Regions from separate parts of the Homo sapiens genome. Here region 1 is linked to region 2. Evidence: chromatin loops called from intact Hi-C (ENCODE). Cell type or tissue: Calu3. All regions are shown on one strand. Links, peaks and the distances in the headings refer to the core of each region. The heading gives the core; the rest is flanking DNA.

The links. Peaks named below come from ENCODE experiments on the same cell type or tissue, not always from the same donor. Only the 100,000 strongest peaks of a DNase experiment are listed, where the experiment ranks them.
Region 1: a loop joins it to region 2, with 2.7 times the contacts of the local background. A loop is called at or near these places in 2 of 110 quality-filtered maps.

The regions. Positions count from the first base shown.
Region 1 is chrX:85,375,579-85,385,043 of GRCh38, reverse strand. It overlaps POF1B (POF1B actin binding protein), which reads left to right and starts at 5,379. Exons shown (of 17, transcript NM_024921.4): 1 at 5,379-5,405; 2 at 5,549-5,871. The coding sequence starts at 5,590. In Calu3, for the core only: no CTCF peak of the experiment used is centred there; a DNase peak (open chromatin) is centred at 5,283.
Region 2 is chrX:85,110,332-85,119,796 of GRCh38, reverse strand. All of the region lies in intron 2 of SATL1 (spermidine/spermine N1-acetyl transferase like 1), which reads left to right. Among named protein-coding and RNA genes, the nearest start is that of APOOL, 110 kb to the right of the region's middle. In Calu3, for the core only: no CTCF peak of the experiment used is centred there; no DNase peak of the experiment used is centred there.

The sequences.
Region 1 (9,465 bases), core at 727-8,726, 270 kb before region 2:
ATCAGAATCACCAGGAGAGCTTTTTAAAACAGATCCTTGGTCCTCACCCCCAGGATTTCTTACACAGTAGGTCTGGGGTGGGGCCTGAGAATTTGCAATTCTAAAAATTTTCCCAATGAGGTTCATGGATCTCACTTGAGTATCACTAGTATAGTAATGTGGCTGATCAAATGGTCTTTGGTATGTTTTTATTATATAAGTAGAATTACAAACTAGATATGAATTCTTACTATATGAGTCTAGCCAAAAGCATGCAGAAGAAAAAAATCATAAAAAAGAAAAAAAAATCAGAAAAACACAAAATATGACACACAAAATATATTTTATCACCAACAAAACTTGAAAAACACTGCATACGATTGATCCATTTAGAAGATCATGGTGCACATCAGCTTAGGAAAGGATAGAAGTATTATAGCAATAAAACTATTCACAAATTATATTTAACCAAGTATTTCCAAATATTTCTTAAACTCATTTGATCACAAACATTTTTTCCCAGGTATAGGACCCTGTAGAACTAGTGTTATTCAGGACAAGCTTTGAGAAATGCTGCTTTAAATTAATCTTTTTTTACAGGAGAGGTCAGTCATCCCTGGGGATTTTCCAGGATCATAGAGGCTTGGTTCCACTTCATTCAAATCACACTGAGGATTTATTTATTTTGTCTAGAATCAAAATATAATTTTATCTACTATGGTTTTTGGAACACTGGGATCAGTTAGTTCTGAACAAAACTGTGCCACTGGTAAAATTGACTTTAAGAGTAGATATTCAGAGACCATGAAGCAGAGATACCAAAAGTTTTTCGGGGATCACCTATCTCTATTCTTGGCATATGTATCATCATACACTTTATAGTCTGATATAGAATTTTGACTTGCACTGATGTCAGACATACTCACTTTGTAAACTCTGCCATTCATTTTTTTCCAAATCAAGACAGATGTTTTTTCATATATTATAATCTGAAACACTTCCCAGTCTAAAGTTTCTCAACAGCAGTTAAACAAGCTCAACTTTGTCAGAAGGCTGGAATGTAGTTCTGCAGAATCAAATGAATTGGACTCATTTAGTAAAACGTAAGTGATTTCATACAGTCATCTCATCTACTTTGGGGCTTCAGTTTCCTCTGAATGGACCAATGGTTATTGATCCTTTCCAGTGTGTACATACTTCTCCTTGATCATAGAGAACGCAGAAGTAAAAAGACTTGAGTAACTTTGCTTTAACTATCTTTTGCCATTGTATCATTAGCCCCGGGGGTGAGGCTGGGCTAGAGATAGACTTGAGCATCATCCCCATAAAATAGAAGGTGGAGTGCAGGATTAGTTATACACATGAAAACTACTGATGCTGATGAAATATATTTGATGATAAGTTTATAATTACCTTTATGATTTAATGTTTAAGATAGTTATATATATATATATATCATTTTTGATAAATTAATTACCTATTTGTTTTACCTTAACAGTTTCAGGTAGCTAAGCTTTTTATAAACCAGGCCTATAGCCTCCTCTGGCATTCATATTTTCTTTTCAAAGCCTACTATTTGACAAAAATTATAACACATTATCTGTGAATAACATATTTTAAAATCATATGCCTGGGTACTATATTAAAATCAGCAAACACTTTCACATTTGATTCTAATAACAATTTTATGAAGTAGGTGTGATATTGTGAAATAGATATTTGGTCTTCTTCCCTGTTTTCTGGCATACAACGCTTAAAATATTTGAAATTTCTAAAGTGATAAATATATTTTCATATGCAAATGAATTGACTGAGGGTTGGCATCCCCTAGGTAGCTTCAGGAGGGGAGCTGGTCACTGGAAAGACCAAGGCAGGATTAGAGGGTTGGGACTTTAAGCCCCACCTTTCTTTAGGGGAGAGAAGTTGAAATTGATAGCCTATGACTAATGATTTAATCAATCATGCCTACATAATGAAGCTTATGTAAACTCCAAAATAACTAGATTCAAAGAGAGCTTCCTGATGGCTGAACATGTGGAGGTTCTTAGAGAATGGAGCATAACGAGAGGACATGGAGGCTCTGTGCCTTGCCCTATGCATCTGTTCCATTTGGTGTTCATTTGAATCGTTTATAATATCCTTTATGATAAACCAGTAAATGTAAGTATGTATTTCCCTGAGTTCTGTGAGCGCTCTGGCAAATTAATTAAATCCAAGGAGGGGGGTCATATGAACTCTGATTGATAGCTGGTTGGTCAGGAGCACAGGTACAATGATCTGGGGCTTGCGACTGGTGTCTGAATGGGGACAGTCTTGTGGGACTGAAAGTCCTCAACCTGTGAGTTTTAATGCTATCTCCAAGTAGATAGTGTCAGGATTGAATTAGAGGACACACAGCTGGTGTCCACTGTAGAACTGATCACTTACTAGTTGGGTAGGGAAATAACCCTCACACATCTGGGGTCACAGAAGTGTTCTGTATTGTGAGAGTATAGAAGCAACTGTGTTTTTCCAACAACCTCAGTAGGTCAAATCAGGACTTTTTCGGATGACCTTCAAGACAACTCAGTCAAAATGTAAATCATTGTTTTTTTAAAAATTACCATTAAAGTGTGCAGCAGACATTTCTGTTCCTTGCTCTATCCCTTACTCCTATTATCAGTATGATGAGTTTAATTTTCTACTTTGTTCATGTATTTACTCATTTGAAATTTTAAAAATGAATTATTTTTGTAATCAAAAGCAATAAAGATCTTCTTAAGTCTGTTAGAACTGAATTAACTTGTAAAGGGTTACCAATTGTGTCCCCCAAATCTGTCATTGTAAATGAGGCTTTTTCAGTGGTAAGCATAAAATATCTCCATTACTGTGTGAAACAAAAGAACTGTTGGAAATTTAATTAAAGATTACCTGAAAAAATCTGGAGTTAAGAATAAGGAATCAACTCTTACTACTCCATTCACTAATGTTAGAAGGGTGGTATAATCATGAAGGATGCAGAATACAGAATGTCAATCCCTTGGATTTTCAAGTGTAAAATAGGGCAAGTGTTATTACTACCATAAAGACATATTTATATTTATTTCTTAATCAAAAATGTGTTAGTATGAACATCATCCTCATAAAGGAGAAAAACCAATTAGAGAAACCGATCATGTGATGCACAAGTGAGTTGTCAGAGAAGTAGAAATTTTGGTGACAATGATTAATAAGCCTTTCCGAAATGAACAATTGTGGTCAACACCTGCTTCATAGTTAGATGTGATTTGCGTGCCAGATAGTGCTTAATCTCATTTCTAATATACTATGCCTAAGCTTCAAGCTCTCTGTCCCTCATACCCAGAGATGGAGAACAGTGATGAATGAGGCTCAGATATTGGGTGAAGGTATCAGCTTTACACACAAATTGTAGCCAAACTGTATCAAGGAAGTTGGCTCAAAACACTATATATCCAAGATATGTGAAGGGCAGGTATGGTCACCAGTTTATGGATAAAGGAAATTTTTTTCTTCATCTCAATCTCTTGCTTTATTTAATAGGTCACTTCTTGGCTGCAGCAGATATTTACAGTATTCTGTGTGCTCACATGAATGTGTGTTTGTGTGTGTGTGTGTGTGTGTTTAATTTATATTTTTATCATGAATCAAAGCTGACTGGATGATCCCACTTAACCCCTATTCTCTGTTCACACATAAAGTTTATTCAAAGTGATACTGCTAATGATATTAGTAAGTTATTGATCTGATATTTTACCAGGCTGTTTAACATGTCACATATTTCTAATAAAATTTTAATTGATTCTTGAGGAATATCATTAAAATGAGCAAGGATCAGATTTGACAGGTCTGCACTCAACACACAAATATAAATGTAAATATGTAATAACTAACTTAAAAGTTTTTAAGGGTAATTTTCAGCTTTTTGCACACTCCTCAGCCATAAAAGAAAATCTAAAGATTCCTTTAAAGTCTCTCATGGCTAGCATTTCTGAAGTGTTTTTTGATGTTGACATCTAGAAGATTTATTAGATGGCAGGATACAGAACAATATGAGAATTTATGTAGCTGTAAAATGGAACAATTTGAGAATTTATCTAGCTGTATAATATACCAGATAAGAGCTTAGACTCTAATATGAATCTCCATATGTTAAAATGCCAGGCCCACCATTTACAGGTTATTTAACTTTGGAAAGTTTTTCAAACTCTCCATGTCTGTGCCTCAGTTTCTCACCTATAAACCTCATAAAGTCACTTCAATGATGAAATAATTATAATCCACATAAAACCCCTTGAACAGTACCTGACACAGAGTGAATAGTAAATCATAACACTTTGTTCACTGGGCAGAAAAAAAATGCTGCTAGCCCCCTGGATAACATTCTCTTCCTCTCTAGAATGGTGGTAGTATACTAGGTCCTATTGCACATATACACATTAGGAAGATACTTTTTACTAAAGTCACTTTGAATGAGAGTATTCTGGATTTAAGTGGTGCTGAAGTATATTGCATAGCAAAATCTGAGGGTAAGTAGGCATTATGATCAAAATTTCAAGTAGTAATAAATGTAAGTTGTAAACACATTTAAATCTCATTATGTCAGTTAAGGCATCTTTCAGGACTTGCAGCTCCCTTAATAACTAGATATTAAAAAGTCAATCAAACTCAGTGTTTCCTAGGGCACATATAAGGGCAGGAGAAATTCCCTTGCATAAATGAAAAACAACAAATGTGAATGCCAAAATGCAAAGCATTTGTGGAATCTTTAGGTTTTTCTTGACCATCCACCTTTCTATACAGCAATTCAATCATTTAGACAAATTTCCTTCAACAAATGATAGAAAAGAATACGAGGCTTTGAGTAAGATAAACAAGTCCATATATTAGACAGAGTCACTAGAAAGAGACCCCTTAGTAATCTTCCTTAACTGCAATTATCAGATGGGTTTTGCAAAGAATGCAAATTTATCTGTGAAAATTGGTGTATTCCTAGACTAATACTCATTATTTTAGTCTGGGAATCTGGAATAATAATACTTATGCTGGTAACTACCTTTGCTAAACTTAAGAACCATAAAAAGACACTTTCATATAACATGTGTGACTTTTTTTCTCTAGCAAGTTTTTTGCATTTTCATGTCTTTGTGAATTTTTAAGCCCATGTGCTTGGAAACTCTGGCTTCATCCCTGACATTCTACATTTCTGCTCTTCACAGACTCCTTTACCTGCTGGGCAGCCTTGTAGCTATCTCCGTGGCAAGGCAGGGCCTCTCCTGGCATGTAAACCTGCTAAGTGAATCCGCCCCTAAGGGCGTGTCAGTACCATTTCCTGGAGCAATGTCACAGGGTGGCTCCATTTTCCATTTGAGCTCAAATATTTTGCTGCTTCCTCTGTAGCTGCCAGACCTGCTCTTGCTGCTGCTCAGGTAGCTTTCTTCTCTTCCCGGCACCACTATTGGCAGAGGTTTTGATAAGCGGTTTCCACACGTGTGTCGTGTGTCTGTCTGCCTGCCTGACTGCCTGCTTGCCTGTCTTTTTTTTCCATTATATTTCTCTGTTTGTTCCTTAGGTAGAACATCTGGGAGGTCCCTTGCTGACCACTGGAAGAAGATGAGCTCGAGCTATTGGAGTGAGACGAGCAGCAGCAGCTGTGGAACCCAGCAGCTCCCAGAGGTGCTGCAGTGCCAGCCCCAGCATTACCACTGCTACCATCAGTCAAGCCAAGCCCAGCAGCCTCCAGAAAAAAATGTAGTGTATGAGCGAGTGAGGACCTACAGTGGGCCCATGAACAAGGTGGTGCAGGCCTTGGACCCCTTCAACTCACGGGAAGTGCTCTCCCCTCTCAAAACCACCTCCTCCTACCAAAATTTGGTTTGGAGCGACCATTCTCAGGTACAACAAAGAAAGCTATGCCAGACTAGTGGAGAAAGGCAATCTTCAACCTGATTTCTCTTCCTTTCTGCTTCTTTGCCTCTATTCCACAGGATATCTTTTGGTGGATTGCAGTTATATATGCCTTGGATAGTCACCCAAATTCATCTCTTGGCTGTTATTTCACTTACTAGTGTCTGTGGTTGTTTGTTTCCGGGTTTCACTGATTTTCATAATCTAACCATAGTATAGGAAGGCTCATTTTCTGTTTGATCTGACTGAAAGATCTGATCCAAGGAATCCCTTTGCCCCTACTGCAAAGCAGTTCTCAACTTGAGTACAGTAGATTTTTATTAGAACAAGTTCCTACTGATTAATTTCATATCAGAAGCAAACAGGTTTTTTTTGGTATCAAATATGGTGATACAGGTACTGTGGCATGTCTGAGTGATAAGCAATTATTTGTGCTCAGCAAATAGTATAGCTGCTCCAGGATAAGTGAGAGGTGCAGATGTCTGAATTGTCATATGTGTTTCATCTTCCAAGAATGACACACTTTTTATCGTACAGCCTAGGTGAATAATTTATGGAATACTTGTAGAAAGAGTACTGGAAGAGTTGATATAGGATTGAGGAAGGCAAGATGTAAGCAATTGTTACATGAAAGCTACAAAAGATGGAACTCTAAGACATCCCATAAAATGAAATACGTTTGTTTCTTAAGAGTTATTCTTAGCACCAATACCTGTGTTAATAACCTTCCCAATAAATACAAGGTAACCCTGCAAGACTGTATAAAATTAACAGCTTTATGTGTATTTTATCCTCTGACTCCTTTTACATTAAATTTGCATGTTTTAAGCTTTCTGGAAAATTCTGTCCAAACTGAAATTATGTTTTTAAGATACAAAAATCTCAAAAAGCAGTCATTGGGATATGATGCTATGTTACATTATTATTACCAATCAGGAGTAATACATATTATTTTTCCAAAACCCACAAATTTGAGTAGAATATAAAGTAACATTTCTCAACTGGTTGAGAAAAACTCCACTTATACTGAGGTCAAGGAGAAGAAAAATATAAAGGTCATAAATACCAGTTTGCATTAGTGATAAAAATAATGCAAATGTGCACTCCAATATTCATATTGAGATGCTAATGCAGAACAAAATGAATGCCACCTTTGTTTTATTGTAGCTCAAAAACAATGATGTGCAGATTAAAAACAATTACTATTATCTTAGGAATCCTAAAATCATCCTATCTGCCATAGCTATTTAAACATATTTAGACCCCTTTTTTGTCAACTTGCTAGTAAAAGAAACATAAATAGATATTTAAAAGCTGAAATTTGACAAATTATAAATATTGGCTACCGGACAATTTTTAGGAGTATGTTTTATTATTTACTCCTTGGTTCAGCTTCCCCTTTCAATAACTCAGGATCAAGTTGGTTGAGCTTTTTACAAGATTTTCCTTATTTTACCTGGCATTTGCCAAAGTGATCCTTAAAAATGGACTATCTCCTTCCTAAAATGTAGCTCGCCACACAGGAGTTTATAAACAACTTAGGGCTAGAAAGTGCAGCTGCAGAAACTGGGATAAAAGATTAGAATGGAGGGCTCTGTGAAGTCTGAAGTTATTTATTATTGAAAAGGAAGAAAAGTAAGTGCTGTTAGAAAATGAGAAAAGTGAAAGTTAAGCTATGTGGTAAAGGGAAAAAAAGAAGTATTAATTCCTTAGTGAAACAAGAAGAAAGAATATTTGACTATAAATTTTCAAACTGAGTTGGATATCAAAGGGCATTCACAAATCCACTAAAAGAGAACTTGGCAAGACAGCTTTTAGATAGCTGTCACAAAGAATATGATGAGGAAACTCTTCTATTTTATTTTCCTTTCTCCCTGTTTATTGATGGAATGGCATTGTGGCATCATGTAAAGTAGGACCTAGATTTGATCTGAAATTACCTTTATGCTAACGAAATGAGTATAATGTGATGGTATGTATAATGTACCATGACAGGCATGAGCAAGCAGTACATATTACTCAAAAACCCTTAATTCACTTTATGTTTCAATAAAGTCTATCCTTAATAAACCACGTTTCAGATGAGTTGATGTGTAGCAATTAGCCTAATACCAGAGTTTGTGACCATGGCAGCAAGAAAAATTGATTTTACAATCAATGGTTGATCATCATGAATTCAGTTAAACTTTTACTTTGTCTTTGTTTTTGTTTTGTTTTGTTTTGTTTTTTGCCTTTTGGTTTTTGGAAGACATTCAGGGAATTAATGAGATTTTAAAATAAATATTACCAGTAGTAAAATATGTTGCCTTTGAGAAACCAAAATTGATGCTACTCTGCTTTGCTTCCTGAATCATAATTTTAGGTCATGTAGTAGGCATTTTCGATTTAATCAAATGTTTTCTGTAGCACTTTATTTTCCATTTCTAGCTTTTGAGTACATGCTTTTATTCTCTTAACCTCTTGTGCACTAAAATGGTGTTTATGGATATAAACATATTTTAAATTTATCTAGATATATAATGTTACTTTGTTTCTTTAATTAAACATATATTTTATGTTTTTTGGTTATTATTTTGTTTGATTGATAGAGTGTTTCTCAGAGAAAATTAAGTGTAGAAACCAGTTGCTGGTGAAATTTTCTAAATTAATGGTAGAATTAAAATTACTGGGTTTATCTGCATGAACACGTATAGTCAAACACAGATATAATCAAGGTCTCAGATGCATTTTAGAACTGAATGTGGTCTTGCAAATAAATAGAGTTCTAGAAGCTTAAAGTAAAACAAAAATTCTTAGTTCAATCTTTTACAAAGCTTAGCTGTTAACCTACCATCATTAACTCAAAATGAAATGCCTTAAATGAGCAACATTGATATGAATTACTCATTGGGCTAACATTCTTTCCTTCCACTAATTAAGGTTTTCATGAAGTTCGAGGTATTTTTCATGCATACAGAGCAGCTGTATACATGAGAGAGAAAAAATGTGAGAGAGAAAAAATGGATTAAAATAAAATATTTTTAAATACCAGTCATTCACTGAATACATGTTTATTAAGTGCCTATTTTTTAGCAAACACTGTGATTTTCTGGATAAATACCATTAACCTGTCCAGGGAGAGTTCATTTTTAGGACAGACATACAGAGCCTGGTCTGTAGGTGTCCCATGTGTCTATCTATATTTCATTTTAAAGGAGTATTTTGTGTTGTGACCATCAGCATTTTATCAAGTAAAACATGCTTTTGTGAGAGAAGGATTATTTTAGTGTATATGTTATAAGGGTTGCCATTCTTTTGAATTTGAAACTTGCAAAGAAACTCTAGAGAGCAGCCTGGGGGAAAATGTGTGTTTACGAATGACCTCTGTTCTCAACAATTATTCAGCTGGGGCTTACCTTTGTTTATATGATTTTTTTGTGCTTTTTCTTTGGTTGCAAAGATTGTGGATAACTCTTCTCTTCCACTATCAGAAAAGTTTCCCGTTCTGTGGGGAGGGGTGTGCTGCTTTGATAAATTGTTGTTCAAGGGCGTAGTCACTAAAGTGAATGATTGTTCAAGGAAGTGCGCTGCCTGAAAAAAGAA
Region 2 (9,465 bases), core at 786-8,785:
CTCCACCAATTTCCTCTGATTCTCCTTAAAGTATTTGAGGAGCTAAAGTAAAACCAGATTTTTTTAACATAAAAAGTAGGCTCTAACTTGGCATTCCCTGACTTACATATCAAATGCAAGGTATTTAAGCATCTTAAATAGGGCCTTTTTCTAGGCATTGTCAACTGATATTTTTACAAAAAGCCTCCAGAGTTTCCAAGAAATATTTAAAGCGATATTTATTTTAAAATGTATTATACAAATATGTTTCCTGGAACATTGTTTAATGCCACAAAATGGGAAACAATTAAAATGCACATCAAATATGAGATTGGTTAAATAAATGAAAACATATACTTAAGCGGTGAAGTGACAGCATCTGATGGAGAGCAGTGGGCTCTGGAGTCATACTAGCTCTGAATCTGGAACCTGGCTCAATCATTTTAAAGGTTTATAATCGTGGGCACATGATGTCTACTTTTTCCGCAATACTTTAGTTAAAGTTGCTTACCACACACCAGTCTTGTATTTGCGGTAGTGCATTTGGGGGCATGAAAGTGAAGGGATGAGGATCACATGTGAGCAGAGGTGCTGAAAGAGGACAACAGTGACAGGAGCTGAACCCAGGGACTGTAGCTTCTCTAAGCCTCAGTTTATTTATCTGTGAAATTGGGGTCCTTATGCCTAACTCATTGTGATGAATAAATGGGATTATGTATAAAAAGCATTTGCCATAGTACCTGGCACTTGATTAATGTTTGGCATTGCCTCAAACAGCTTGGCACATACTTAATGTTTAATAAGTATTTGTTGAATGATAATAATTTTTTGAAATATTATATGTAATGCTATGGATCTGTGGAAGACTAATGATATATATATGCCAATATTTGTTTGCTTATAAAAATGTATTTAATTAACTTTAGTTGACAAAACTTGTATATATTTATCGTGTACAACATGCTGTGTTGAAGTATGTATCCATTGTGAAATGGCTAAATCAAGCTAATTAACATATGTATTACCTCAGATACTTATCATTTTTGTGATAAGAACACTTAAAATCTACTCCCAGTGATTTTCAAGAATACAATATATTTTTCAGTGAAAAAAAGCAACTATGACTTCAATTTTATTTAAAAATTCATTCTATGTATTTAAAAAGAAAAGAGTAGAAGGATAGTCACTGAAATGTAACTAGTGGTTATCTCCAGATAGGATTCTAAGCAATTTTTCATTTCTATTTTATGTGTTTTGTAAGTGACCTAAATGTCTTCCAATCTTCTGGAGTCACTTATTTTTGTAATAACAAAATGTCTTGAGTTTCCATCCCAGGTAACAAGATTTATTCTCTTTACTCAGCCTTCCTTCTCCAGGGTTACCTTCTTCTTATAAACCTGTTCATGACTCAGTCCAGGCTCCTCATCCCTTCACTTTCATGCCCCCAAATGCACTACCGCAAATACAAGACTGGTGTGTGGTAAGCAACTTTAACTAAAGTATTGGGGAAAAGGTAGACATATTTCCAGATAGCACCAAATAGGAAAACATTTAAAACTGAATATTGACATCTTAAAGATAACCTTTTACTGGCTGTTTTGTGCCCTAGGCCTCAGCCTACTACCCGTTTTGCCAGGTTCTGCTCCTCATGCCAAGAGCTCTGACCTTACATTTAACCCCTCTTCTCAGCCTCTTTCTCTAGACTGCACTCTGGAAAAAAAAAAAAAAAAGCTAAGTTCTTTTTTTATTTGCAAAACAGTTTCATTATCAGCCCCTATCCCAGACTAGCCCCCAGATCCATCTTGCGTTTCACAAAAGGTTACTGCTGGATAACTTTTATAAACAAAAAAAGTCTTTTGTCCCTGATCTCCACCCTTAGCTAAGCAAAGAGACAGCAAAAACAAAGAGAGAGATTTTCCCTTAATTGAAAATTTGCTGATGATATCTGGAAAAGAAGAAAATTCAAATTCTTGAGTGTGCTTTTTTCCAATTACAACAAACTCTAGAGGTAATTTTCTGTCTACCTGTCATAGATATTTTCTACAATGAACATGCATTCTTTAATAAAATATAATACAGTAAATATTACTTTAAAAAGTAATTGTTGCTTATGGATGAATATCTCTAAAGCACTTCAAGTTCTTATTTCAGAACCTATCCCACTTGTCAGCTCTGTTCCAGTCTGGCTCCTTGCTTTAAGGTCTCCTTCCCCTAACCTTTCCTTTTCTCTCCCTTTCTCTCTCTCTTCCTTCCTGTTTGAATCTTACAGGGGTACCAAAAAAGCCTATGAACTTAAAAGGGAGAGAAAAAACAATATTGGCTCTGAGGTAAGAAGATTCTTACAAATTTAAACTCTGCTTGCTCTAGATGAAGATTCTACAAATGCCTTTCTTAATCACAAGTATTTATTTAGATGAAACCAAGCCGGAGTTGTTACCAGTGGCAAATACATGTGGGTCTGCAACAACCTCAATTCTTGCCTCCTCAGAAGAAATAATTTGACTGAGGGAAATAAGGCAGAAGGAGAGACTGAGGCAAGTTTTAGAACAGGAGGGAAAGTTTATTATAAAGCTTTAACGTGAGAATGAAAGAAAGTAAAGTACACCTGGAAGATGGCCAAGTGGGCAACTTGAAAGATAAAGCACACGGTTTGACCTTTGACTTAGGGTTTTATATGTTGGCATACTTCTGGGGCCTTGTGTCCCTTATCCCCTGATTCTTCCCATGGGCTGGGCTGCCCGCATGTGCAGTGGCCTACTAGCGGTTGGGAAGGGAGCACATGCAGTATGTTTACTAGAGTTATACGCATGCTCACTTGAGGCATTCTTCCCTTACCAACCAAATGTTCCTGGAAGGTCATATGCCAGTTAGACACTACTATTTTGCCTCTTAGTGCACATGCTTGAGCCCACATGCCCAACTCCTGAGATCTTATTGGGAAGCTGCTGATCATCAGTTTTGGGTTTTTCTATCTATTGGGAGACTGCCTTTCCCTGGTGCTGGCTGTGACCAATTATTGTTTTAGAGACTACCTATTATTGGAGTAGGTAGGTAGACAGACATGAGCAGGGCAGTAGAGACCCCCCAGCCCTCCAGGAATGTCAGGCGACCATCAGGTGATGGTCAGTTGGTTGTTAACTGTTTCTCTGAAATACTGTCTCTCCTGTCTCTCAGAAGTTGAGTGAGTGGGCTCAAGCATACACATTATAAGGCAAAATGGTGGAGTCTAACTGGTATATGACCTTCTAGTAACATTTGGCTGGTAAGGGAAGAAATGGCTCAAGTGAGCATGCATAGGATTCCACTGCACATGCAGCCCCTCCCGAGTGCTAAAAGGCCACTGCACATGCAGAGAGCCCACCCTAAGGGAAGAGTCATGGGAGAAGGGTCACAAGACCTCAGAAGTATGCCAACATATAAAACCCCAAGTCAAAAGTCAAACCCTGTACTTGATCTCTCAAGTTGCCTGCTTGGCCCTCTTCCAAGTGTACATTAATTCCTTTTGTTCCTGTGCTAAAGCTTTTTAATAAACTTTCATTGCTGCTCTAAAATTTGCCTCAGTCTCTCCTTCTGCCTTATGCCTCTCAATTCTTTGTTCTGCAGACCCACATGGATTCACCACCAGTAGCATACGTTGATGCCATGCGACTGGGATATAATCTGCTGCTAACATACTTTGGTGTCATGTGACTTGGATACATTTCCCAGTGGTAAGACACCTCTCCACTTCACTTTATAGAGGCATGTAACCTCTATACTTTTCATTCTTTGGCTAGAGGTGTTCAACCCCCATATGCAGTTTTCTTCTCCCTATTCACTCTCCTGCCTACTAACCAACCACTAGAATGATTCCTCTCAGCCACAAATGGCTCTGCTCCCCCTGGCTGATCTCAGCTCACCCTGATGTGTGGCTTTCAGGGGTGGTGGGAAGGATCCTGGGGTCCACACTGATTAGAACTGAAACATTAATGGCCCTCCTGGACAGGACGCTCATGAGAGTGGCAGAGCGAAAGCCTAAAACTGTGCAATGTCTGGGGTTTCTTCAGCTTGTTCAACTAAAATCGGCTCTTTCCAAAGAACCCACGCTGCCTATTTTCCTGTTCTCTCTGTGTGTGTTTTGAAATGGCCTTGTGCACCTGCCAGAATGTACACCTTGGGGGCAAGTCTGCCTTTTCTCTAGTTACACTTCACATGCCATGTGACTTCTTAAACACACATTCCCTGTTATTTTTGCACCCAGAGCTCTTGCCACGTTTTCTTGGCAGCAAAAACATGGGCTCCTCTGTGGATATCCCCTGAGATTTATACCTGTTTTTAACCTACCAGCTCAGATGACCTCCAACCCTTCTCCTGTCTTCTGGCACATTGCCAGGACAGACACTAATTGGAACCCCAGCTGTCCCAGCTGTTTATGACTTACCATATACTTTTCATTCCTGTTATGCCACAGGGCCAAGTATTCCAGTGGCTTTTGAAGCAGTTTGTCTGCCTGCATAGGGCCTCACTCTGTTGCCCTTTGAGGAACTCACCTATTTGCTTTTTTTGAGTTAGCCCTCCTTTGGGAGGAGGAGAAATCCTTCCTTTGCCATTTGCAAGTTCTTACCTCAAGCCCCAAGTACTGCAAATTTCCCTCCATTAGGTCAAGAGGGCAAATAAACTTTACCCTCTGGAATCCAAGGGCTGCTGTTTTTTCAAGCATTTGAAGGCTTTCCATGAATATTCCTCTCACTTCCTTCCACTTCCTCCTGTAGCCTCCATTTCTCTAATCACTTCCAACCCCTTCCCAGTATGCATCAAGACCTTCAAGTTCATATTCAAAGGGAAGGAAGTCCAGCCCCCTTGTGGCAGTTATTTAAAAAATAGGCTACTCATCTCCTTAAAGATCATAAGATATGGGAATCAGACAAAAGAGATAATTCTGCTCTTTGACAGAAAATTGTAAAGGGTTATAAAAGTTTTATAAGAATCCTACCTTATGGTCAAACTGATTAAGATTGTATAGATTTGTCTATAAGATTTTATTAAGAACTGGGTTTGACATCAATAGTACACTAACGCAAAGGTAAAATCTGGCTTTCTTTAGACTGTATTTCTATAAATGTGTTATTGGTATGCGTTTCAAAGTTATGCAAACCTTCTGTAATTCTGATATAACTTAGTATATGTTGTGTTAAATTATTGTGTCCCACAGAGGTAACACATTTCCTTTTCAATTTTGTCTTTGACTCTCACTGCCCTAAGACTTTTTGTTATCCACAGACAATTGTTGTCTTGTTTTAATCCTCTTAAAAATGTGGTTTTATAATCAGCTATAGAACTTTAACGGTTGCTCTCAAAAGCAGGTTTCTGATAACTTTGGAGATTGTGACATTAGAATAGAGGAAAACGCTTTCAGAACTCTCATGGAGAGCTAAAACGTTCATGAATATCAAGCAGAGCAGGACTGCATGCAGTGAACAAATAGAGGACTGAAATAATCCTTTAATGACTTTTTGCTTAAAATGTTGCTGATCCTTTTTTTCAGAGTCAAGAAAACATTTCTTTTGAGCTATTTAGAGCTTTTAACAATTGAGTACAGTATACTCTTATAAATAAAATTTGGAGCATATTGGTTCCTCTCTACCTGGTTTCTCAGTAATTTGGAAACTGTTTGTGAATATTCTTAACTTATAACAATACAGTTATTTTTATAAGTGCAATAAAAATCTGTTTTCTTTTGTAATGGGACAAAATTAGAGCCACTAGTAATTTTACCAAATCTTTGACTGGAACAGCATACTTTCTTTTAAGGAATCAAATGTAACTTAGAGAGCCAATAAAAGTCTCTTGTGAAAACCGGCCTCATACCCTGTATACACAGTCCCTGTACATGGTTACTAACCTGTGGTAAGTAAAGAATGTCACTTTCTGACGGGCCCAGGGATCCCAAGTTATCTTAGGATCTCAAGAGGAGAGGAATTTACACAACTCATATGGTATTTGATGGCACCCACCTATGGCTGGGCTTAAGGTTTTAAAAAGTCTTATCTGAGATTTCTTATGGAACAAAGTTCCATCAAAGCCAATTTTAAAAGGAGCTTATATGGCAAATAATTATTCTTGCTGTGCTTTATGCAAATAATCAAGCCAAGTATAATAAAACTAAAGCTTATTTTGCAAAACAAGTCAGTCTTATCATGATTTGTTTTTAATACAAATGAGGACTGGAGACAGAAAAATTATGTTTAAAAAATATAGTATACGTGTTATTAGGCTCTAGACTCATCAGTTGTTTCTGAGTTTTTGTCTGCAATGTAGACTAACCCTGCTTTTTCCTCTGAACCAACTAGTGATCTCTCCCTGCAGCTCAGAGGAAACAAAAGGGTTGGATAATGCAAAAATGTGGATCAACACTCTAATTCTGGGCACATATTGAAATCAGCTAGCAACCCCATGCACCTAACTCTTAGCAGGCATTACTGCAGCATGTCGGTAGCCTCAGGATTTTTTTGAGCTATCTGCAGCCTATTATTCTGGTTTGACATTCTTCTAAAAAATAACCTGATTTGTCTCCTCTTGCCTTCACGCCATCACGCTCCAAATGATCCTCAGTGAGGGATATCATCCTCTCAATATTCAAGAGTCACCCTTTTACAAAGAAACCCTAGACTACCCATCAGTGGGACACAACAGAGGCATAATTCTGCCCCTGACTCCCTTGGACCTAGCTAGATACCACTTTCACTAACCCATGGAGCCACCCTGCCCTGACAGGTAGCAAGAGTCCAAGACCCACAGAACCACCACCACCAGCCCCGCGCTGTCAGAAGGAAAAAGGAAGCAGTTACAGAAGACTTACTTTCATTCATTTTCCCCAAAGAATTAGGGTCTTGAACTCTTGATGGGGAAAATGTTACAGTAGTTAGTCAGGCAGACATGAGCAGGGCAGGAGAGCCCTCCTGACCAGGAATGTCAGGCGACCATCAGGTGATGGTCAGGCAGTTGTTAACTGTTTTGCTAACATAATAATTGGTCACAGCTGGCACCAGGAAAGGCAGTCTCCCTATAGATATAAAAACCTGAAACTGGTGGTCAGCATCTTCCCAATAAGATCTCAGGAGTTGGGTGAGTGGACTCAAGCATGCGCATTAAAAGGCAAAATGGCAGAGTCTGAGTCTAACTGGTATATGACCCTCTAGGATTATTCGTCTGGTAAGGGAAGAATGCCTCAAGTGAGCATGCATACAACTCCAGTAAACACACTGCACATGCAGCCCCTCCCAAGCGGTAGCAGGCCACTGTGCATGTAGACAGCCCCGCCCAAGGGAAGAATTGGTGGAAAAGGAACATAAGACCCCGGAAGTAAGTCAACATATATAGACCTAAGTCAAAGGTCAAACCGTGCGCTTCATCCCGCAAGTCACCTGCTTGGCGCTCTTCCAAGTGTACTTTACTTCCTTTTCTTCCTGCTCTAAAGCTGTTTTTTTGAGACAGAGTCTGATTCTGTTACCCAGGCTGGAGTGCAGTGGCACGATCTCAGCTCACTGCAACCTCCACCTCCCAGGTTTAAGCGATTCTCTTGCCTCAGCCTCCTGAGTAGCTGGGATTACAGGCACCCACCACCAAGCCTGGCTAATTTTTTGTATTTTTAATACAGACAGGGTTTCACCATGTTGGCCAAGCTGGTCTCAAACTCCTGACCTCAACTGATCCACGCACTTCAGCCTCCCAAAGTGCTGGGATTACAGGCCTGAGCCACCACACCTGGCCTCTAAAACTTTTTAATAAACTTCCACTCCTGCTCTAAAACTTGCCTTGGTCTCTTCTTCCACCTTATGCCCCTCAGTCTAATTCTTTCTTCTGGGGAAGCCAGAATTGAGGTTGCTACAGACCCTTACAAATTTGCTGCAGGTAACATACTTCGTTGTCTCATGATTTGGATACATTCTGCTACTAAAAGTGTCTGGATTTTACTTAGCACCTACAGAAAAAGGGGATTGTATGTATTATAGATCTCTGAGGGGTGGCTTCATATGTTACATTAATTCAAAACATTTTGGTAGAGCAGACAATGCATGTACATTTTGAAGTTTTAGAAAAAGAATTTGGGAAGTCTTGGCCTACAAACCTCACTACCTAAACTAGATCTTTAATAAAATAGTATGTTAAAACTAAAATTAGGCTTTTATAAATTTTCTGTTAATACCTGGAATAAAAGAAAACTTCAAATTAAAATAAACAAGCTTACAATATTTCTTAGATTTTTGGTTCCTAAACTGGATAACACTGCCGCCTTGTGGCAAAGACTGACTACTGAAGCTTTTTAAAAAATAGTCTATTAAAAACTATGTTTTCCCTGATGGTGTACCAATTAAAGTGGATTTTTGAATGTTTGATGGAGCCAGTCTTATTCTGAGTTTCCAAGATGAGACAAATTGTTCTAATAAGTAACTTTAAGCAAAAATGTATTTTTTGTATGTTCCGTTAAAAACACAAATGCATTATGTTCAAACCCAATATTATTTAAAAATAACAAAAAACAAATATCTAAATAGTCTTCAACTCATGTAAAGAAAATGCAAAATAAACTCATTAACCAATTCTAGATTATGAAACTGCATTTTTCTAACTTTACTTATTAAAGACATCAACCAGAAACCTATTACTTGCCTCTTCCTCTAAGAAAGTAAAAGACAAACTTCATCCATTCTCACAACAAATTATGCAAATTGTTTGATTTTGTAAAGTAAACAGCAAAATTATCTCATCTCTTTGCCTGCATTTCAGAAGAAAACAAAATAACTGGGTTTTCCTTGTTTTGTCTGGACTTTTAGCTGTGTGACCTATGTCAAGTTACTTAACCTCTCTCAATCTGTTTCTTTACTTGAAAAATGGGGATAAGACTATCTCCTACCTCATTGGATTGTTATGAGGATTGGGTTAATACAAGTGTTCCTTAGAACCATGCCTGACACCACAGAAATAATTCACTAAATATTAGCTCTTGTTTTTATTATAAGGTAGATGGAAAGCAGCAACACACATACATCTAATTTGTATTAGGCTTGACATAGTTCCGCGATGTGACTTGATTTGCTTGTCATGCTAAGATGGGCTCTCTAGGTACAATTTAGAGCTAGCATAGGCCTAATAGTGATTGGGGTCTCTAATTTAAATTGAAAGCTTCTATCTATGGGATGGGCCTTGGATACCCATCCCCATTCCTCCGTTTACTACACTTGGGGAACTGAGTTAACTTGACTTCCAGTTTATTGATAAAATGGGGAACAACGGTACATGCATCACAGGGTTATTTTGATGATTAAGTGAGATAATACATATGTAAAGCCCTTATCACAGCGTGAGACTTAGAACAGCCTCATCCAAAGTTCTCTGGTATATTTAAAAAATAAATAATATTCCATCTGAAACAATATTAGAACCAGTTATATAATATACATTGTTGAGGAAGTAAGCCAGCAGTTAAAATGATGGGAGAATGAATCC